Linked DNA regions of Mus musculus: region 2 is linked to region 1. The links are chromatin loops, found by intact Hi-C in ENCODE. Cell type or tissue: heart. All regions are shown on one strand. Each heading gives the region's core, and the rest is flanking DNA. Links, peaks and the distances in the headings are about the cores only. Region 1 holds the start of Rab3gap2 (RAB3 GTPase activating protein subunit 2). Region 2 holds the start of 1700056E22Rik (RIKEN cDNA 1700056E22 gene).

The links. Peaks named below come from ENCODE experiments on the same cell type or tissue, not always from the same donor. Only the 100,000 strongest peaks of a DNase experiment are listed, where the experiment ranks them.
Region 2: a loop joins it to region 1, with 3 times the contacts of the local background. A loop is called at or near these places in 4 of 42 quality-filtered maps.

What each region holds. Positions count from the first base shown.
Region 1 is chr1:185,198,003-185,209,639 of GRCm38, forward strand. Rab3gap2 (RAB3 GTPase activating protein subunit 2) reads left to right here and starts at 6,166. Exons shown (of 35, transcript NM_001163754.1): 1 at 6,166-6,351. The coding sequence starts at 6,240. In heart, for the core only: a CTCF peak has its summit at 4,220 (motif pointing right); DNase peaks (open chromatin) are centred at 5,389 and 6,069; H3K4me3 peaks cover 2,770 bases; H3K27ac peaks cover 1,820 bases; H3K27me3 peaks cover 590 bases.
Region 2 is chr1:184,027,326-184,038,962 of GRCm38, forward strand. 1700056E22Rik (RIKEN cDNA 1700056E22 gene) reads right to left here and starts at 6,673. Exons shown (of 1, transcript NM_028516.1): 1 at 5,707-6,673. The coding sequence starts at 6,535. The coding sequence ends at 5,831. Dusp10 (dual specificity phosphatase 10) reads left to right here and starts at 7,056. Exons shown (of 4, transcript NM_022019.6): 1 at 7,056-7,244; 2 at 9,476-10,327. The coding sequence starts at 9,514. In heart, for the core only: a CTCF peak has its summit at 6,539 (motif pointing left); DNase peaks (open chromatin) are centred at 6,426, 6,986 and 9,766; H3K4me3 peaks cover 3,800 bases; H3K27ac peaks cover 3,639 bases.

The sequences.
Region 1 (11,637 bases), core at 1,196-9,195:
ACCCAGGTAAGCAGCTTTACAACTCTGTGCGCCCATCTCATTGGCCAGAACTGAGTCACATGGCTGCAAGCAATCAACAGAAGATGGGAAGTGGGTTTGTTCTCAAATGTAGGATTATAGCTACCTCGGTAACATAACGTTTATCTTGTTAAAAGAGAAAGGTTTTAAAATAAGGGCAAGGGTGAATGGGTAGGTAGGTGGCTTGTCATCGGTTCCATAAAAGTCAACTCTCCTTGCTTGAGAAGTCCCGAAGACACTGAAGGAATAAAGATAGGACCTAACGGTCTCACCCAGCACTACCTGTCAGTCAACCATGCTCATGCCTGCCTTTCTTTGTAAGAAGTATTTATTTTTTATTTTATGTGTGTGGATGTTTTGCCCACATCTGTGTCTGTGGACCACATGTGAGCACTGGGCATGGAGGCAGAAGAAGGCGTCAGAACTCCTGGAACTGGAGTGACAGATGCCCGAGAGCCACCAAGTGGGTGCTGGGAACTGAACCCGGGTCCTCTGCAAGAGCAGCTGGAACTCTTATCTGTGGAACCATCTTTCCACTCACTTGTTTCTTCTTTTAAAAAACTTATTTTATTTTTACATGTATGTATGTATGTATGCATTATGTATGTGTGTATATGTATGTGCACGTGCGTGTGCGTGTGTGTGATGGTGCTTGAGAATACCAGAAGACGATGTCAGATCCCCCTGGAGCTAGTGTTATGTTACAGGCAGAGGTGAGTGGCATCTGCACGCAGAAGGAAAGCAGATCATAGTATTTGTATTTTAACGTTCTGGATAGGCAGGAATTAAACTGGCATCCCTCCTTCCCCCCCCCCCCCCGCCCCCCGCCACCTCTTTTCCACTTTTCTATGAAATAAGCCTTGTAAATACTCCTCAGTTCTTACTTGCCTTTATCCAAGGTGCCCAAGAATTCCAGTTTGTTTTCTGCTATTGTGATAAACACCGTGACAAAAAAAAAACAACAACTTGGGGAGAAAAGGGTTTATCTCATCTTACAGATTATAATCCACCTCTGAGAGGAAGCCAAGGCAGGAACCTGGAGTGGAGGCAAAAGCTGCAGCAGAAACCATGGAGAAAGAATGCTTCCCGGTCTTCCTCTGGCTTGCCCAGGTAAGTAACCTACATAGCCCGGTCCCAGCTGCCTAGGCATGGTGCCGCCCACAGTGGACTGGGCCCTACACCGATTAGCAACCAAGAAAATGCCCCACAGACACACCCACAAGCCAGTCCTTCCGAGGCACTGTCTCAATTGCCATTCCTTCTTCCTAGATATGACAAGCTGACAACCAAGCCTGGCCACCACGGAGGGCGCCCGTCACACCCTGCTTCCTGTTAGGGTCATCCATGTACATCTGTTTTCAGGCATGGGGTCTCTGCAGAGCTTGGTTGTCCTTCCCTCTGTGACCACTGTAGCACCTACAGGGTGATCAGCCACCCACAGATGTTAGCTGAGCCAAAAGCAGTCCTTGAACATCCTGGTTTCTGCTCGCTGTCCCCAGAGCTGTCCCTCAGCAAAGCCAGGGTGAGGGAGGGGGGGCTTCTGCATCTCTCTGTTACCTTTGGTGATTTGGATTAAAACATCCCTGATAGTCTCCCCTATTTGAAGACTTACTTCCCAGCAGGTCATGCTGTTTGGGGGAGGGGATAGGATATTTAGGAGGTGGAGCCTAGCTAGAAGATGTATGCCACTGAGGGAGGGCTTTAAGGATTTATAGCCTCACCCCACTTCTGCTGCACTCTCTGCTTCACATTTGTGGCGGAAGATGTGATCTCTCAGCAAAATGTACTTCTTGTTTCTGGTTATGGTATTTTATCACAGCAACAGAAGAGCAAAGAATACAGCCAATTGTCCTCCTGTCATCCCAGTGCCCTCCCTACCCCCCCATCCTCCCCGTATCCTCCGCTGTCCTCCTCCTTGTGTTCACCTAGCCTCCACCTGTCCTCCTCATGTCCTCCTCCTGTCCTCCTTGTGTCCCCCTCGTGTCCTCCTGTCCTCCTCATTTCCTCCCTGTGTCCTTCCCATGCCCTCCTGTCCTCCTCCTGTCATCCCTGTGTCCTCCTCCTGTCCTCGTGTCCTCCTCCTGTCATCCCTGTGTCCTCCTACTGTCCTCCTCCTGTCTTCCTCCTGTCCTCTCTGTTTTCTCCGGGTCCTCCTCCTGTCCTCCTCATGTCTTCCCCATGTCCTCCTCCTGTCTGCCCCCCGTCCTCCTGTGTCCTCTCCCTGTCCTCCTCCTGTCTTCCCTCTGTCCTCCTGTGTCCTCCCCTTGTCCTCCTCCTGTCTTCCTCCTGTCCTCCCCGTGTCCTCCTCATGCCTTCCCTTTCCACCTGTGCTTCTCTCGGGGTAGCTCCCTTCCTGGTCTATTCTCAACACCTACACATTCCTGGGATTGGCGTGAGATCTCAGCACCCCCCACACACAATTCTATAGATCAATAAAATTAGCTCTGTCCCTAGCTGGAGAGATGGATCAGTGATTAAAAGCACTTTCTTACCTTATGGAGGACCTGGGTTCAGTTCCCAGGACCCACTGGGTGGCTAACAACCATTTGAAACTTCCGTTCCCGAAGCTCTGACACCTTCTTCTGACCTCGACAGTGCTGCATGCATGTGAACTCACACACATAGAATTAAAGAGAGACAGGGAGGAAAGAGGGCCCAGAGAGGTGGCGTGTATTGCCTCTGTTCATAAAGCTGACTGGTAACAGAGCTGACTTGGACCCCAGAGCTCCCTATTCTAAGTCCGTAGCTTTGTGACTCACACTGCTTCAAATCCTGCAGCTCGGACCCTTTGTCCTTGGGCTGCCATTAAGGACTGGCGAAGGCCTGCTGTTAACCATTCCTGTACTAACTACAACCTTATGTGAGCCTTTCTTGTGGTTGCTGGTTGCCTCTCAATCCCAAACTTGTTCACGTGGGGACATCTAAGAGCGACCCATTTCCCACAGTACACTTTCTTGACACTGTGCACTTAGTGGCATTCTCTGACACAGCCCCTCTCCCCCCACCACTTCACTTAAACCACTGCAGCAGCACTGCAAGCAGGGAAGAGCTCAGAGCCTGAGCCTGTTGTCACTCCTGTGAACGGTATCTGAAGTCCCTCAAAACAGTCATGAATGAAGCTTTTCAACCCCGCTTGGAAGGAAGTCAGAGAACTTCACGTCTGAGGCTCAGCCAACTCGGAAATGAGATTCAATGAATGCCACAGAGAGATATATGAATGCCTCGGGACAGAACAAAAGCCAGCGGAACCAGCCAAGCGCAGCCACTTCCACTAACTGCATTTACCCGAAGACGAACGAACGTCAGTGCTTTTCAAACCATGGCATTGTACTTTTCCACGAAGTGTCGAATCCTCTGTATTCATCACTAAAGCTACAGACCTAGATTTAAATTTTATTTTAGTTTGGCACAGTTGCTGGATTTTAGGGGAAATCTTATCAGATCTGGATTATATCAGAACATGGACTGAGGGGTATTCTGAGGAAGCATTGCAGGCTTTCAAAAAGGAAGGTGCATTTATCTTTACCCTATGTGTATGAATGTTTTATCTTCATGTACGTATGCATACCACATACCTGTCTGTCCTCCAAAGAGCTCAGCACAGGGTGCAGGATCCCCTCGAACGGGATTTGTAGATGGTTTTGAGCCACAACAGGAGGCTGGAGAAACCTGAGTCCTCTGCATCCTGATTGCTAAGCCATCCCTCCAGCCCAACACCCTTTTAAAAGATGGTCCCTGAAAGGACTTCTATGACAGGCAACTGCCTTTTCTACAGTTTGTGATTATAGAATTATAGGTCCCTGATACTTGAAATGGCCTTACAGTAAATCAAATCCAACATGTATCTTAGAGGTGAGCCAATGTAATATAAAAAATCATCTTATTTTGTAAAAGTTGGTCCAGTTTAGATGCAGGAATTAAAAGTAAGAACCAGGGCAGTTACCATTTGTGTCACGGTTGGGCCTAAGTGTTCAACAGACCTGACAGAAGCCAAAGCTCCGTGCCCCATCTTTTAGACTCAAAATTATTCCTGTAATATTCTCTAATATTCTCTAACTGGATTGCACATCACTTTCCTTTAGGACATAGTGCCTACAGGCTTTAGTATAAACACTGAAATAAATAATATCCGTTTTGCCTTTTTTTTTTTTTTTAAGTGTTTTTATATGTGAGTATGCTGTCTTCAGATACACCAGAAGAGGGCATCAGATCACACTACAGATGGTTGTGAGCCACTATGTGGTTGCTGGAAATTGAACTCAGGACCTCTGGGAGGGCAGCCACTAAGTCATCTCTCCAGCCCATCTTTTTTGCTTTTACACATCTCAGAAAGTAAGCTAAGGGGCCTAGCAAACACAGAAGTGGATGCTCACAGTCAGCTATTGGATGGATCACAGAGCCTCCAATGGAGGAGCTAGAGAAAGTAACCAAGGAGCTAAAGGGATCCGCAACCCTATAGGTGGAACAACAATATGAACTAACCAGTATCCTGGAGCTCTTGTCTCTAGCTGCATATATATCAGAAGATGGCCTGGTCGGCCATCAGTGGAAAGAGAGGCCCATTGATCATGCAAACTTTATATGCCCCAGTACAGAGGAACGCCAGGGCCAAGAAGTGGGAGTGGGAGGGTGGGGGAGTGGGTGGGGGAGCGTGTGGGGGACTTTTGGGATAGCATTGGAAATGTAAATGAAATAAATACCTAATTTAAAAAAAAAGAAAAAAAAGAAAGTAAGCTAAATGGGTTTCAAGAGCTTCATCAGAGACAGAGCAATTTTTTTTTTCATTTACAAAATTAGGATAACACATTCTTTTGAAGTCAGCCATGGTACAGTACACACATATAATCCCAGTGCTTGGACATTGAGGGGAATTGAAGGTTTGAGGCTAACCTGGACTACATGGCTAGACCTTATCTCAAACAATCAAAGAAACAAGACTCCTTGAAGATATTTATGACAGTCTAACTGGGCAAGATATGGAAATGTACTTTCAAATCCAAGTAAAAGACTCAGGTTGGTCTTTAATTTATGTGTATATACTTCAGTAAGTATTTATCAAGGACTCAACTGGGTGCCAGATCCCATGCTAGAGACCAGGTATTTAAGGGGTTAAACGGATCCCCAGTCCTCCAGGAGTCTATAAGGATGGTGCTTTCCTTATCCAAAACCCAAAGGAAAAGTACAGGGTCAGTCTCCCCAGCTCTGTTCTGCCGTGCTGTTTTGTTGTTCTTTCCCGCCTAGCATTCTCTCAGTTTTAGTTAGCTGAGTAAGTAATTGCTTCACTTGGCCTGTGTTAGTCACTAGCTTTTTAGTTCCGTAGGAATGTGTCCCTTTCTGTTCCGAAGCTCTGTGCCTAGAGTGTGGCTGGCACGGAAAACACTAACAAATACTTGTTGGGCGGTTAGATGAACAAACGGATGAAAAGGCAAACGGACGATTACAGAGCACCATTCAATACTGCGCTGGTCCTGTTACTACATCGGGCTTTCACAGAACCGTGGCAACTTATAGATAGGAGTATTTATTTAATACGAGCCCTTAAGGAGCTGCTTTCCATCGCTTTGTTACTTGAGACACTGTTTTTGCATTGTAGCCCAGGATAGTGGCTTCAACAGCCAGAAATTCACCTGCCTCAGACTGAGGTAGGAAGGATTACAGGCATAGGCGCCGCAGACTCTTTTGGGAGTTGGGGTATAGGTGCTGAGGATAGCCTTCCACATTAAAAAAAAAAAAAACAAAAGCACAAACAAAATTACGAAGTTCTCAGGCACCTGCCCACACTCAGCTTAAACCGCCTGATCTGCGAACGATCTAGGTCGTGTCCGTAGAAGCACACCAACAAGATTGTTTGGGTGACTCAATGGCCCCCGCAAAGTTCAATTAGATCACCTTTGGAGGAAGGCCAGAATGACGGGACAAGCTCGCCCAAGAAAGAATGCGGCCAGGCTCCACGTCTAACTCTCCGCCACAAGACCGCGAGTCACGTGTCCGAAGCTGCACCCTCCCTCGGCTCCCGCTCGGCCCGCGCACGCGCAGCTTCGGGGCGTCCCGCGCATGCGTAGCACCCTCCCCTCGCGAGGAGTGCTGACAGCTTCCGGTCTGGCGTCCCCGCCCCCCCAGGGTAGCTGAAGCTTTCGGGGCTCCGTGCTGTCAGCCTTCGGGTGGAGTGGCCCGGGCGTGGCTAGGGACCACGAGCCCCGCGAGGCGGGGTCCCTGCAGCCATGGCCTGCTCCATCGTCCAGTTCTGCTCCTTCCAGGACCTGCAGTCCGCGCGCGACTTCCTATTCCCTCACCTGCGGGAGGAGACCCCCGGCGCCCTGAAGAGGGACCCGAGTAAGTGTCCCGGCGACCGGGACGCGGCTGCAAGCCTCCCTTCCCTCGGCGTCCCGTCTCTCTCAGCCTCAGCCTTTTGCGTCTCCTGTCCTGTCGCCTGTCTGTCACCGCTCCCCACCCCCTCCTTCCCAGTCCCAGCTCCACGTCTTCTCCCTATGCACACCACCTGCTCAGAGATAGCATCCTCCGTCCCAGTCCCTGCCTAATGTCAGCCCTCCACCCTGTGCTTGTTCCAACTCCCATCCTTCTCCATTTCTGGCACTGTATGTAGCCTTTGCTCTGCCCCTTCAAGAGGTGCTTAGCATCCCCACCCTCTTCCATCTCTTTTCTGTCATTCAGATTTACGGAATAAATGGCCGATTGGCAAGTGAAGGGTTTTTAAGGTGGTGAGTAAACTGCCAAGTAAGAAAAGTAACCTCTTAGGAAGTGAGGAGAATCCAGGGTAGGAACTAAAATTACAGCCACATGGTCGAGAAAAGTTAATTGGCGTCTATTGAGGTGAGAAACAGCGCCTGTTATTACCATCAAACAACGTTAACAAGCCCTACTTCATGAATATAAATCCCAAAGCTGCTTACTAAATGCTGCGTATTACCTGAGGATTTTATTATATGCTCCTTTATTTCTCCTTTTGAAAGAGGGTATCTTACTCTGCTTTCTTTATTTTTAATATGAAAATCACTTTGCTCTGTAGACCCAGTAATAATTTTTAAAAAACCACTCTCCTTTTCACTATTTAGAAGCTATCCCAGGGCACTAGGGAGATTCTGCTTCCTAGTAGGGTCTGTCTGAAAAGTAATGTTTGAAAATATCAAATATGGGAGGAACTAGGGATGAATAGTTTGTACCAGTCATTGCTGCTCCCTACCACTTAAGTTTGGTAGTTTCCGTCTGGTAGCACTATGATTCACTGGTAATGTCACGTGTGAGTGAGGGTGCTCTAACATGATAGATGGCTTGACAGGCGCGTGTGTTGAGAGAGAAAGAAGGCCATATCTGAAATGCTTGTGGAGACGTCCAACACTTGGTATGGCAGCTGGAGTCAAGGTGATAATTAGTTAAGGGTGAAGTGTGGTTTCAGTCTATAGAATGCTAACTGTTGTGTCGTGGACTCGCTACTGACGAGAACCTTAGGAAGAGACTGAAGTTGGGGAGTCTTGTAAGGGTTCTTGGGGAGATGGGAGAGAGGGGCACCAGGTGATGGAAATGTCTCAGAAGCTGAAGGAGAGAATCTGACCCTGGTGAGGGGTGGTCAGCAGTTTGGGAAATGTGGCAGAGGTCAGATAGCAGTGGTTTGGGGACGATGACAGCCACTGGGACCCTAGTGCCATTTCAGTGGCACAGTGGCCAGAAGTGTGGGTGTAGGGCCTTGGGGGAATTGGAAAGGGGAAAGTGAGGAAGGTTGTGTGGGACAACAGACGTGGGGTGAGAAACGGGATGTAGAGAAGAGGGGCACGCTTAGATTCTTCTAATTAGATTTCAACAATAGTCCTGGTAAGCTTCAGGGGGTGTGTGTGTGTTCTCACATTCTCCTTATAATCCATAGAGGGGTTTTTGTTGTTTTTTTTTTTTTTTTTAATTATACTTAAACTTAAACATCAATCATTCTGGGCCAGTGAGAAGGCTCAGCAGGTAATAGCTTACTTCTAACCCTGACTACCTGGGTTTAATCTGAAGTACCCACATGATGGAAGGAGGGTACTGACTCCTGCTAGCTCCCCTCATCCCTACACATATACTGTGACACAGACGTGTGTTGTGCTACACACACACACACACACACACACACACCCTAAATGTTTTTAAAAACTACAATCCCTGCATGGGTTCTAAGACCTTTCCTTTGCTGCCTCCCTGCCCATTGGTTTTGAGACGGAGCCTGGGACTTACTATGAGCCCAGGCTGTCCTCGATCCTCCTCTCTTGTCCAGCCTCCTGAAGGCTGGAGTGCAGGTCCAGCCACGCTTACCTGTGCCTGAGTCCTCTGCTCTTGCTGTTGACTGTGCCTGGGACGTTCTTTGCAGATTTCTGCGTGCTGGTCACATCTTTGAGTATCAGCTTAAATGTCAGCCCCTCACAGCAGCCTTTTCTGACCACCCACTAGCCCCCCTGCTCCAGCTTCTTATTCTCAAACATAGCATCGTGCTTTGTCACTATCTCTGCGCTGTCCGTGTGGTGCCTCGGGACTTAGTCTGACTTTTGAGGCCTTCAAATGTGGCCATGCAACTGAGAAACCACAGTTTTAATTCAGCTTAAAAGCCAAATGTGGATTATGGCTGTAATAGTTTTCTTGGTACAGGGATAGATGGTAAAAATCATCTATATAACTATATAAACTATATAGATTAAGGGCATAAAGTGAACTTGTCTTTGACCAACCATACAGGACTTGTCTAAGGACATGCAGTGAAGCCAGCTGGGAATGCAATCACCTTGCACATATAGACTCTGTCTATAGGCTATTAGACTTTTAAATTGGAGTTTTCAGTTTGTACATATTGGCATTATTATGGCTGAAATCCACTCATTTGGAAAATAAACAACTAGCAACCCCCTTTCAGAAATTATATCTAACTTGTATAAATGCAGCGTTAGTTTACAGATAAAAGTTGACAACATAACTTGCTCAACAGATAGATAGCGTACTAGGCTTTCTTAGAATGACTCTGGCTACAGAGCCATCTTACAAAGCGTCCAGATCTGCATCACGAAAGCGTTGCCTCAAACTGTTGTTACAGTGAAAATTGTATAAAGTGAAAGTGAAGCTGGGAGCTCCAGGTGTGTTCCAGAGGCAGAGAGCACATGCAGCAAGGCCCTGGGTTCGAGTCTCAGTACCAACTAAAAGCAAAGTCAAGGTAGCAGAGCCAGTAAGTAGGAGCTGATAGACAGCTGATGTCCGGTGGCTTTTCTGTTCTTTGCTGTCTTAAGTGGTTATTTACTGGGAAGCAACATTCCTCCAGGCATTTTAAATTTAAATTTTCTATCAGATACAATATTAATTTGTTTACATAGTTCATGTCAAGAGGATATGTAAAACAAAAGATCTAGTTACTTGTGAATTGTGGAGGCTTATCACTTGACTTAATACTTTTAATAGTACTTTCAGTGTGTATACCAGTTATAGAAAACAGCTGCTACCTGGACACCAAAACCTACAGACTATAACTCAAATGGCTTTTTGTTATTTTGCATTATGAATTATAAGACTATAGTTTGTAGCTTTAAAAAATATCTCGAACTCTGACACGGAGAGATGGCTAAAGGCTAAGAGCACTTACTGCTCTTCCAGATGCCCCAGGTGTGAGTCCCAGCATCCACATGGTGGCTCACAACCACCTACAACTCCAGATCCAGGGGATCCAACACCCTCTTCTGGCTGTTGGGGACATAGGCACACAAGTGGTATGCATTCATACAAGCAGACAAACCATAAAATATAAATAAAAATATAAGTAAATAATGAATGAAATACCTTGAACTCTGGTTTCCCAGGTGTACTGGCTGATTTTATGTCAGCTTGACACAAGCTAGAGTCATCATAGAGGAAGGAGCTCCCACAAGATCCTGCTGCTGTAAGGCATTTTCTGAATTAGGGATCAATGTTGGAGGCCCAGCCCATTGTGGGTGGTGCCATCTCTGGGCTGATGGTTCTGGGTTCTATAAGAAAGCAGATTGAGCAAGCCTTGGTGAGTAAACCGGCAAGCCACACACCTTCATGACCTCTGCATCAGCGCCTGCCTCTAGGTTCCTCCCCTGTTTGAGTTCTCGTTCTGGCTTCCTTCAAAAATGGACTATGCTGTGGACGTGTAAGCCAAATAAACGCTTTCCTCCCCAGCTTGCTTTCGGTCCTAGTGCTTCATTGCAGCAAGAGAAACCATAACTAAGACCCCAGTGTTCACAGTTAACAGTAACTGTTCACAGTAGTTAGAAAGCAGACACCTATTTCAGACATGAGATCTGGCTTTCCTACTGTGTAGCTCTCAGGGGTAAGCGTGAGCCCCGTTACACAGTGGTACAGTTTCCAGTGAGGCTGCTCTCGCGCCTAGAGTCTGAAGTGGAAAAATAGTGAGTAAACGTGTACACACAGTGTGTAGGCAAAAGAAAAAGCAGATAATGCCGGCACGCAGAGACAAATATCACATGTCAGAATATTTGAGCATGATCTGAGTACTGCAGTGTGGCTCTTAGTTTAGCTAATAGTTGTTTCCTGTTGGCTTGCTTTTAGAAAAGAGAAGGAAGCATCCGGTAACGGCCGGAGCCACCAGAACTAATGACAAGGTGACTTTTTACTATAACCTTTAATGGGTAACAAAGCATATTGAACATCAGTTTTTTATACACAGTAAATATTATTTTATGTCTGTAGAGAGGAGGAGGCCATTAGTAAAAATGTCAACAGCTACCAAATGTTCTTAAAAGAGGAAGAAGGTTACAGAGAAGTTCTTCTCAAAAGGAAATGGACACTTGCGTGTTCTTTAGCCTCTTCATTTGGTTAATAATATATTGAACACCTCCTTTGAATTAAGCTGGACAACGGGAGGGCGGGAGGGCGAGCAGGCGAGCCTGATGAGCATGCGGGCTACCACTGAGTCACTCTGCAAAAGTTCTCTTTACATTAAAAACAACAACAAGATAGTATGTTGTTAAATTGTCCAGGTGGGACTTGAACTCGTTCTGTAGGCCAGGCAGGCCTTGTACTGCTGATGCCACAGGCTTGACTCACCAGACTTGGGAGTTGGAGACCAGCCTGGGGAATGTAGTAATTGCCTAGGTGACAGAACGGTCAAAGAGAAAGAGAGACAGAGAGATAGACATAAGAAACAGACTGAATCCAAATAGCTAAAACAAAGTTTTGAAACAGCAAAAAGACTCAGTAGTTCAGGATTTCAAAACATACTACAAGGCTACAGTAACCGAAACAGTGCGGTGGTGTCAGTCAGAGAGACAATAGTAAAACTCCTAGGTGCCTGCCACCTCACACTCCTTTAGCAGAAAGGAAGTCAGAGGTGTCTTTTCATCGCAGATCCTTTCCCTGTGCACACCTCACATATACATTCCCCAAAGAGAGAATCTTGTCCGCTTAAGAAAAGAGATGCAATGTCCCCCACTTCAAAAGTGTTGTGACCATAAGAAGAGAAAGAGCTATAAGAGTATGTTCTGGCAGGGTGGGGGGAGGGGGGCCCAGTGGGCCCATGCCAAGGCATCCCTTTCCCCTGAGGGACCAGACCCACACTGGTATAGTATAGAATAGAATTTATTTAGGGCATGGGGAAGGGAGTTACGAGGG
Region 2 (11,637 bases), core at 2,317-10,316, 1.2 Mb before region 1:
ACTATAAACCCAAATGAACTCCACTCTTCTGTAAGTTCCCTCCGTCATGCTGTTGGATCATAGCAGAACCAAGAGGGCTACATTTCTTTCTTTACTGTGTGTGTACACATGTTCACATATGGGTATACTCATTCCTGAGGGATGTGTGGAGGTCAGGAGTGAACACTTGGGTTATTATTATTTTTAAAATATGTGTATGGGTGGTGTGTGTGTGTGTCTGTGTGTGTGTGTGTATGTATGTATGTATGTATGGCATGCCTGGAAACAATGAAGCCCAGAGGAGGGCAGTGGATTCCCCTGGGACTGAAGTTAGGATGGTTGTAAGCCACACTGTGGGTCCTGGGAATCAAATCCAGGTTCTCTGGAAGAGCAGCCAGAGTTCTTCCTCTTTGGTCTCTGGGATGCCATCTTAAATCCTTTCTCTACCTTACTTTTTGGGGTAGGGTCTCTCACTATCTCTCCAGCTCACTGCTTCAGTTAGACACACTAGGAAGTAAGCCTCTGGATTGGCCAGTGTTCCTCCTTCAGCTTACACAGTAAGTGCTTTCACCCACTGAGCCATTTCCTCAGCTCTCAATTACGATTCTTAATTTTTTTTTTTAAAAAGAATATGTGTGTCTTTGTGGGAGTATGCGCATGTGAGTAAAGGTGGTCTTGGAGGTCAGAAGAAGGTACCTCAGCATCTGGAACTGCCACTAAATTTGGTCATGAGCTAATGAAAGTAAATAAAACTTGAGACATGTGATTCATGTAATTTATGTCAAATAGCCCAAAGAGTTGTTTGTGAGCTTTAAAACCTGGGGCTGAAAACATAGCAGAACAGGCCAGGACATGCCCGGGCAGGCCCGTTGTTACATGTCCTGACTGGCCTAGTGCCTCCCTATCTCCTGCCCTTCTGACAGTCTGTTGATGTTTAAATGGACCAATCATGTGAAACCGAGCCAATTCCTCCCCCAGCCCCACCCCTTTTCTATAAAATCCCCTAGCTTCCAAGGCTCGTGGTCGAAACCACTGTCTCCTGCGTGAGATACGTTTCGAGCCAGAGCTCCGCCATTATGGCTCCACCATGTGGTCGACACCTCTGTCTCCTGCGGGAGATATGTGTCAGCCCGGAGCTCCGTCATTAAACTACCTCATGCTTTTACATCAAGATGGTCGTCTGTTCGTGATTCTTGGGTGCATGCCGAACGGAAATTGAGTGGGGGTTTCCCCACTAGGTTCTTTCACTACCACGTGTAGGTGCTAGGGACAGAACTCAGGCCCTCTGCAAGAACAGCAAGCATACTGTAGCAACTGAGCCATTGCTTCAGTTCCCTCATCTATGTTTTATGTAAACCTTATACATATAACCTTAAAGATTTATTTATATATGAGTACATTCTTCCTGTCTTCAGACACACCAGAAGAGGGAATCAGATTCCATTACAGATGGTTGTGAGCCAACATGTAGTTGCTGGGAATTGAACTCAGGACCTCTGGAAGAGCAGTCAGTGAGTGCTTTTAACCGCCAAGCCATCTCTATTTTTTTAATACTTTTTATTAGATATTTTCCTCATTTACATTTCCAATGCTATCTCAAAAGTCCCCCATACCCTCCTTCCCACTCCTCTACCCACCCACTCCCACTTTTTGGCCCTGGCGTTCCCCTGTACTGGGGCATATAAAGTTTGCAAGTCCAATGGGCCTCTCTTTCCAGTGATGGCCGACTGGGCCATCTTTTGATACATGTGCAGCTAGAGTCAAGGGCTCCGGGGTACTGGTTAGTTCATGATGTTGTTCTACCTATAGGGTTGCAGATTCCTTTAGCTCCTTGGGTACTTTCTCTAGCTCCTCCATTGGGGGCCCTGTGATCCATCCAATAGCTGACTGTGAGCATCCACTTCTGTGTTTGCTAGGCCCTGGCCTAGTCTCACAAGAGAGAGCTCTATCTGGGTCCTTTCAGCAAAATCTTGCTAGTATATGACATGGTGTCAGCGTTTGGAAGCTGATTATGGGATGGAACCCTGGATATGGCAGGCTCTAGATGGTCCATCCTTTCGTCACAGCTCCAAACTTTGCCTCTGTAACTCCTTCTATGGGTGTTTTGTTCCCAATTCTAAGGAGGGGCAAAGTGGTCTTTGTTCTTCTTGAGTTTCATGCGTTTAGCAAATTGTATCTTATATCTTGGGTATCCTAAGTTTCTGGGCTAATATCCACTTATCAGTGAGTACATATCACGTGAGTTCTTTTGTGATTGGGTTACCTCACTCAGGATGATACCCTCCAGGTCCATCCATTTGCCTAGGAATTTCATAAACTCATTGTTTTTAATAGCTGAGTAGTACTCCATTGTGTAAATGTACCACATTTTCTGTATCCATTCCTCTGTTGAGGGGCATCTGGGTTCTTTCCAGCTTCTGGCTATTATAAATAAGGCTACTATGAACATAGTGGAGCATGTGTCCTTCTTACCGGTTAGAACATCTTCTGGATATATGCCCAGGAGCCATCTCTATTTTTAACATACCTGCATTTAGAGATTTCCATTGGTAACATGATATTGGTGCTCAAAATGCGTTGAATTTGGAAGCATTTTGCATTTCCAGATTGAGAATGTTCAACGCCTGTTTAGACCTGAAGTCCTGGGATGGTTAGCAATGTCACACAGTGCTTGTTTCCCTTCCAGTACCCTACCTCAGTAAGATCACCTGCAGCTCCGAGCCAGACCTTGGCAGTGACTTCTAAGGTTGAAACTCAGTGGTTCGGCTTGTTGGGGGGGCAGGAGGAATGTGGACAGCGTTTAGTGTGGCAACACATCGTACTCATTAGAAGCCATCAGTTCACTATGAACTGGCTCATACGTTAGGCATTATCAAGACCGTTGGGCCTACCAGAATGCTCTTCTGACAAAGAGCAGCAGATATTTGTGACATCACAAGGCAGTGGCAGTCCACGGGGCAGGAGCAAAGACAGCTTCAGAGAAAGGGTCTTGCTGCCTAAGTGAAGACAAGGGGACTGGGCCTCACCTGTCCAGCCAGTCACCTCTGTGCGGCCAATGGAGGTCAGGCTTGAGTTTTGAAGAGATGTCTGGGCCAAGTCCTGTATCAAACATGGTTTGGGCTTATGCTATCTTTATCTCTGGGCCTCTAATTGATCTCAAAGATACACAGACAATACAGATGGAGCTGTCAGGCTCTCTCTCTTATGACAAAAGATGGCTTTGTGGTCTCTTGAGTAAAACATGCCCCTGGCCCCCATCTGTAGATCTATATACCTGTGAGGGAGTAAGGGTGTGGTCATATACAGCTGGTCTCCACTCCCAGTCACAAGGCCCCACTTCCTTCTAGTTCATCTTGTCAGATAGCCTAGAGGGCCTCTGAAATCCTAGTAGAGTGGTTATCTTCAACATCCAAGTGGCTTCAGATGAAAGCAGCCGTGGCAGGTTCCAGAATGGTGTCATCCAGCAAAAATGGAGTAAATAAATCATCTTAGGCGCTCTCCTAGTCACATGTGAACTAAAAGATGAGTGAAATTGATTTTAATGACATGCTATGAAACCTAGTATATCAAAAAACATAAGCAACACAGACATAATATCCTTTATGTGTTTCACAGGTTTTCAAAATCCAATGTGTGTTCTAGACTTGATGTGTCTTGGTTCCAACCAATCACATTTCAGGTGTTCAAAGTCACATGTAAATGGCCACCATTCTACACTACAAATGTTTGCTCCTTACAGGTAGTAGTGAAGATAAACACTCCTGCCTCTAGGGCTACAACTTACTCCTAATGACAGAGTGCAAGATCTGACGACTAATTCAGTCTCAGCAGTTAAAAACAGAACTTCACTTCCCAGAGTTCTTGAGTCTGAGGAGACAGATTAAGGCCTCTGGTGAGGGCCTAGCCTCTGCTTCCAAGATGCACTGTCACCGTGTAACTGGGAAGAAATGAACACGACATATACACAGGGCAGAGAGGACACAATAATTCCCTTCCCAGTTCCATCTGCAAAGGCCCTGCCCTCATGGCATTACCACCTCAGACAAGTGTCTATCCCTTAATACTATCACACTGAGGACTGAAGTTCAACATGCGAGTGGACCTTCGTGGCCTCTTTCTCCAGGGGCTGCTCCTAGCCCAGGTCTAGGCTGGCGAGGGTTGTGAAGTATTTCCCAGGCGTACTCCTGGGACTTCATCTCCTACTTCCTCCTTTCTATTCCCCAGTGCCTTCCCTATTTGCTGATTGAATGCCACCTTACCTGGGGATTTAACTTTGCCAAACTCCCTTTCCCTAACCGAATCCGGGAATCTATCTTGGCCTTCAGGGCTATTGAAGACCTCACCATTCTGCCACCAAGCACCTGACTTAACCTCTTGAACATGCCCTGTATCAGTCTGTTTTCTGTCTCTGATCTTGGCCACAATTAGCTTTGTCCTTCAGCTCTAACACACAGCACAAGGATCTGGTAGAAACTCTATGCTCCTTTCAGTAGCAACAAAGTCACAGACCAGCATAAGTGCACTACGTGGCCCAAGGGCAGTAAAGAGGCTTTACTCTTTCTCTGGGACAAAAACTAAACAGCAAGGTGTTCCTGGGTATCCGATTGTGTTCATGGCCCTTTGCTGACTGACTGATCCCATACATTTAAACTTAAGGGCTAAGTTTTAGAAAGTATTTTTACATTATGACTCCAAATTAGTAATTGAAATCACCTCCCTTGGCACAAAAGCATCCTGGAGTAGTGAGTGGAAAAACCTACCTGGAATCTGACTTCTTTGAGTATAGCTACTCAAACTGCTGCCTAATTTAAAAAGCCTCCGGATCTTTAGCATATGTTAATGGCTGGTAATTACCATGCATATGTTAATGACATGGAAATTACTCAATGCTTCGGGTTTGATTGATGAGTAATTTTGTCAGTTTTCCCAATTTTTCAGCCTGGATGACAGACTTTTAGTTAACAGAATTACTATAACTTATTAGTCTGAAACTATAATAATCATCTCATTAAATGAGTTACATTTCTTTCTCACATTGCCGGCATCAGGCTTTGTGAATCACAATTTACAGGTTGTCAGTACCTTTAGACAGAGGCTCCTCCAGCCTAAAGCAAACACAACCTTCCCAAAGCCTTCGGTCAATAGAGAACCTCGCTCTACTATACCCCAACCACTTCCACAAGCATCTTTTCATCTTTTTCGGAGCAAGGACGGGAGTTTGCTGTTTACAAATGTACACAGTGATGAACACAGCAAATGTGGCTGGACAGACAAGCATCAGACCTAATACCTAGAACTCAAACCGTAAATGGGAACCCCAGCAGTAAATATTCAGGGATATAGATAACCTACAAAAGTGCTCTGGGAAATTCTTTTCTGGGTTCCACGGAAAATGCGCACAGCCTACCTCCTCCACTAGCCTGATCCTGCTAATCCTCAAAGATCTAAGGACCAAAGGGTGCGACCTGGACACTCGTGTGCAGACATTCGGGTGTGGGTGCTGTGTATTTGGGTGTGTAGACAGAATGGGGCTAAAGAAAATCCTTTTCCAACCCCAGTGTGCACTTGTGTAGAAGTGCTCAACTCAAGGGAGATCATGCTGAATCGACAGAGCTAGTCAGCGAAGGTGATGATGGTTGGACACCTTATGATCCTAGATCAACAGCAATGGTGAATGTCTGGGGCCTAAAGCAAACGCCTCCCATCATTAAGGACATCTGAACCTGCCACGGAGCTGATAATGTTTTATTCCACTTCAATTACTTCACATTTTGGTCTTCCTCTCTGAGGGGGTAGGGAGGTATAAAAAGCTCTATTGCTTTAGGATTCTTTAACGCAACTTCATCACAGTTCATCTGGGCTTTTCCACTCCTTTGAATTCCAGGGTCATTCTTCTGTACCTTCCCTGATATTTTTCTGGCAAGGCGCTAGCAGGCTTGCTCAGCTTCCCACTTCTCTTCACCGGTGACATACCCCGACCAGTAGTGACCCCTCTGATGGACAAAGTTCGGGGAATCGGGAGAGCTGGCGTGGGCCCTTCCATGCTCCTCAAGCGCCGCTCATTCTGGCTGTTCAACCCGAGCTCTGGCTCCTTCCCGCCGGCGCTTGCTGTTCCAGGCTGGCGCTCCTTGGCTCGCCGAGGGCCCTGCGCCACTGAGGGCCGGGGGCGGCCCAGCACCGGGGGGCGGATGGACTGCGGGCTCCAAAACATCGCACAGGGGGAGGTGGCCGCGGGAGAAGCGGGGACCGCGTTGGGAGGAGGTCGGTGCCTGGGCTGCGGGGCTTGTGGGGCGTTCGGAGGGCCCGGCCACGCCCAGCTCTGCGGGACGGCGCCCACGCTGCCCTTCAACACCGGCCCCCAGTGGCTGCTCTCACAGAGCCAGGCGTCCTCCTCCGAGTAGCTCTCCGGAGTGCCGCCTTCGGGATCGGAGTCGGGCTCCTGAGAACAGGTTGGGGACGGCGGAGGAGTGACAGGGTCACGGAAGTAGGGGAACAAGAGCACGGCGCGCAGCCGCCGCGCGGGAGAGCAGTAGGGCAGCCGGAGGGGCAGCGACATCTGCGGGCCGGGCCAAGCGGGGCTGCGGGGAGGCCGGCCCTGTGCACGCTCACGTCCCGCGCGGCGCAGCCACAGCCATGGAGGGACCCGGCTTCGAGTCGTCTCCGGCCTGGGGAAAGTTGGATGGACACTCCACCTGGAGTCAAAAGGCGGAATGGAGACCCCGCGAGGCTGATGTCCTCAACAGGGGGCGGGGGAGGGTCAGAAGAACCAGTTTCAGCCGGAGCGACCAGAGCAAGCCATTGACACTTCAGTCCCAGGAAGGGTTAACCGCGTCCTGCTGCCTAGGTTTACATGTAAATAGAGAGCCGCTGCTCCAAGCGGGCCCGGGCTAGCACTTTTAAGTTTTTGATTGGTTGCCAATGACATCACCACCCGCGCGTTCTAACACACCAAACCCACTAGCGGGTCCGAGCCGGCCTCCCTCCCAAGGCGAGGCCTCGCCCCTTTCTCCGCCCTCCTCGGCTTCTTATTGGTCAGAGACCACTGTGATGTAGCGGGCGGCAGCCTCTGGGTCTTCATTGGCGTATCGCGCCGTCGCTCGGAGGCAACCCCGCCCCCTCCAAAGCTTACATTTACGCTGTAGCAAAAGAGAAAGTAACTCTGTGTTGCTGCTGGGGATCAATGAAGCTGAGTGAATGGGGGCGCACTGCGCGAGCGCATAGCTGGAGCGGGCGCCAGATGGTAGAGGGCTACGCTTATTGATGAAGTAAGTGGAAGACATCACGGGTCACTCAGAGCCGGAGGGTGGAGGGTTCCGTGTGTGTGTGTGTGTGTATGTGTGTGTGTGTGTGTGTGTGTGTGTGTGTGTGTGTGTGAGTGAGAGAGAGAGAGACAGAGACAGAGAGACAGAGAGAGAGAGAGACAGAGACAGTGTCAGAGAGACAGAGACGGACCTACGTCAGGTAAGGAAGATCCTAAGGTTTAGTCTTTTGGCTCTGCTTGCCCTGGGATGAAGAGGGGAAATGAGTTTTGGTTTGGTTAAGATGCTTTATGGCAGTTTTCAAAGCCCAAGGCTTTGCTCATGATGCTCAGTGGTGGCACGGAATAGGGATGCTACGTGCCCCAGGAGTGGGGAAGGAGCATTCTTTAAGCACTTGGTTTTTCTTCAGTCCCTGTTAGTGGTGGAAGGAAGATTAGCGAGAAAGGGGGTAGGGGGTTCGTGCTATTTTTGTGGGAGGTTTCCCGGGCCAGACTGGCTTTGGAGCTATCTGCTGCAAGGATGCAGATCTCAGTGCGCTCTGTGCCCGTGTGTGAGCAGCAGCACAGTGAAGAGGTACCGGTCCCAGCCTGTGTCTCTGGAAAGTCGTTCCCGGGTTCTCCTCCTAGGGAATAGGCTACTAATCCTGGATGTCCCCTTACCAGGTAGCAAAATAGCAAAGACTTTGACTGCATTCATGTTCCAGCTGGGACACAGTTAACAGTTTTTGGAATAGTACTCGCTCTGAAAAAAAAAATACTACGCAAGGGAGAGGGAAGGAGGGAGGGAGGGGAGGGGAGGGGAGGGAGGGAGGGAGGCAGGCAGAAGGTTTGATCCTTTGCTCCCAACCAAAGGTGGGTGAGAGAAACCCGAGTCAGTGGGGATATGCCTACACGGGTGGGGACGTGCTCCTGGGTGCGCGTGTGTGGATTTTGCTGGTGACACTTTGGCTCGGTCTCAGAGAACAGTTACGGTCATGAATAGACCGATGATCCTTGATGTTTTTCCAGTCAGCTCTTAAAGTTCGTTTAGATGAGTGGCTCTTGCTTGGGGTTTGATTTCTCTAGTAGAGGAGTCAGAATTGCTATGTTATAGGGTGGCCTTGTGCCTACCGGGAGGAGGAAAGTGATCCATTGCAGGCACCCTTGGAGGAGGCAAAGGCAGCCCCCGTGGGCTCTAGGTCTGAGCTTCCCAATTAGCCTAACTGTGGTAAAGGGACGAGTGAGGTTGCCCTCTTGGAATCCACACTGTTTCCAAGAAGAATATCAGTATAGGGTTGAAACATTTTTTACAAAGTTGCCACTCCAGTGGAGATGCAAAGTCTGTCTGTATGACCAGATGAAACACATGCTCTTTTTTGCTTAGGGGCACAGCATAGAGAAGTGTAAGGATGAGTGGGGTCACAGAGGAACGGGCCATGGGTCAGCCTGGGGTGGGGTTCCTAGATCTGACTCCTTGGAAACTTGGTTTCTGGATAGTTATTCGTAGTGTAAGTGTGTGTGTGTGTGTGTGTGTGTGTGTGTGTGTGTGGTAATGGCTTGATTTGATTTGGAAGAGTCTAATGTGAGCTCTGAATAGGATGACGTTGAGCTTTTCAAAGGACCCACCAGAATGGAAAGGAAGATTAGCTCCTAGCCATGGAGGCTGACTTAGGGAGACACATTCCTTCTGATATGCAGAAGGTTAACATCCAGCCCCCATGTAAATATAGCTAGCTGCCAAGCATCTCCGTGCATCTCTGTGAGCTCCAACAGTGCTCTTGCTTGTCTCTTTGCCTTGGCTCTGGGGAAAGAAATGAAATACAGTACATGCCAGGGTGGACAGATGCATCCATCACAGGTGAAATAGACTTCTCTGCACAGGAGAGGAGGCTCAGAATAAATCTAAGAGCCTCCCTGTCTGCCTTCACTGTTTTTCAGGCCTCTGTGCCTTTACCTCCACTAAGGCTGAACTTGGATGCATGTCTCTAACATTATGTGACAGGAGGTCTCTTACCGTTTCTAATGTCAAGTCTAATTTTAACCTTTGACTTAGCATCAGAATGGATGGGGCCCCTCAGGTATGCATCCTCTCTGAACAGATCAAAGTGAATTTTAGCCTTTGATAGTATCACAACCTAGGGCACCTAGAAGGACTTTGACTTTGCTCAGAGATATGCAGAGGTCTTCCCCCGGGGATTGGATGAGACTGGCTTTGTTTTCATGTGACTTTATTTTTTTCTTTCTTCCCCTTCTTTCCAGACTCTTGACTTCTTGAATTGCCAGTTTTCAGCCTCCTCATGCCTCCATCTCCTTTAGACGACAGGGTAGTAGTGGCACTATCTAGGCCTGTCCGACCTCAGGATCTCAACCTTTGTTTAGACTCAAGCTACCTTGGCTCTGCCAGCCCAGGTAGTGGTAGCCACGCTCCTGTCCTTGCCACCGCCGTTGTGACCCTCAAGGCTGCGAATCTGACGTATATGCCCTCATCCAGCGGCTCTGCCCGCTCCCTGAATTGCGGATGCAGCAGCACTAGCTGCTGCACTGTGGCAACCTACGACAAGGATCATCAGGCCCAGACTCAAGCCATTGCTGCAGGCACTGCCACCACCGCCATAGGAACCTCGACCACCTGCCCTGCTAACCAGATGGTCAACAACAATGAAAACACAGGCTCTGTGTTAAGTCCATCGGGTGGGGTGGGCAGCCCTGTGTCAGGGACTCCCAAGCAGCTAGCCAGCATCAAGATCATCTACCCCAATGACCTGGCAAAGAAGATGACCAAATGCAGCAAGAGTCACCTGCCCAGCCAGGGTCCCGTCATCATCGATTGCAGGCCTTTCATGGAGTACAACAAGAGTCACATCCAAGGAGCTGTCCACATTAACTGTGCCGATAAGATCAGCCGGCGAAGGCTGCAGCAGGGCAAGATCACTGTCTTAGACTTGATTTCCTGTAGGGAAGGCAAAGACTCTTTCAAGAGGATCTTTTCCAAAGAAATTATAGTTTATGATGAGAATACCAATGAGCCGAGCCGTGTGACACCATCCCAGCCACTTCACATAGTCCTCGAGTCCCTGAAGAGAGAAGGCAAAGAACCCCTGGTATTGAAAGGTAATGACTCTCCCTTCCCTCCCCACCCCCACCCCCCACATTCCTTCCTCAAATAATGTCCTGATCAGCTAGGTTTCCCTATGAGATTCTCTTACAAGTGGCAGCCTTCTTCTAACCCCAAGGCACCATGAACCAAAATAAAATAGCCTGTCTTCTTGTCTCTACTTCGAACTTTTTCTTACTCTCTTGGTACATTAAGAAAGTCCAAGTAGCAATGAATTGATATAAGATCTGAGTCCCAGCTTTGATCTGGCTGCCACTTTGGGTTGCCTATGACATTTTACTTGAGATGGTTTGCAAAAGGCACTTTGTACAACCAAGATGGTATCTCAAGCCATGCCTTCTCTGGTAGCTCTGTTTCAGTCCTCGAGTGGGTTGGAACTTTTTTGATCTCTCAAGGCCTGACAAATGTCGATGGATCAGAGGAAGCTGCGTCTACAGGTGCCAGTACTTTGTGGGAGAAACTCTTGCTGTTTCTCACCTGATTGTCTTGATGTTCTTATTGCTTCTAGTCATCTTCAACAAAGGCATGCATCTTTATCTTAAAGCCTCATTGAAAGTGTGAATTCTCCAAATGCATCCATTCCTCTGAGGAAGCTGCAGGGGATAGAGATGTGAACCGCCTACAACCATCCTTCCTGGTATCACCTGACAAGAGTTAGCTTCTGTCTCTTCCCTAGAAGGAGTCATACATCATTTTCCCCTAGTGTAGAATAACTGATGACTGGACACCCCCCCCCCCCCAAAAAAAGGAATAGATGACCCAGTCTTCTCTGAGCTTCTAACATACAGTGTTGTCCTGACCATGGGCACAGTCCACTTGCTCATCTTTGTCCTTTTGGGCTTTGAGCATTACTCTTCTGATAATATCTACCTAGTCATGATGGAGAGTGATAACTATCTTCGTTTCGAATTTTGAGCCATTGTGTGCATGGTGGGTGGGGTGGGGTGGGGTGGGGTGGGGTGGGGTGGGAGGGGGTGGGGTGTCCCAACCCCAGCACTAAAGAGTGGTTGATTATCAGTGGTGCTGAGTTCCTTTGAACACTTTTCCCATTTAACGGGACCGACTGCTTAGGGAAGCAATCTAGGATTTGTCTTGGTGGGATAGCTCTAAACATCGTCCTTGCTCTTAGCAATGTGGCTCAGCCATCCTTTGCTGTGTAATGCCTCTTCCCATGCTAATCCTTTGCTGTCTTTGTGGACAACTGTGGAGGCTGCTCTCTTTGGGGCATGCGGGCTCACAGTTCTAGAAGCTCTGGGCACTGTCCTAGGCAGTGGCAGTAAGTTTTCTCGGAGTCACAAATATGTCA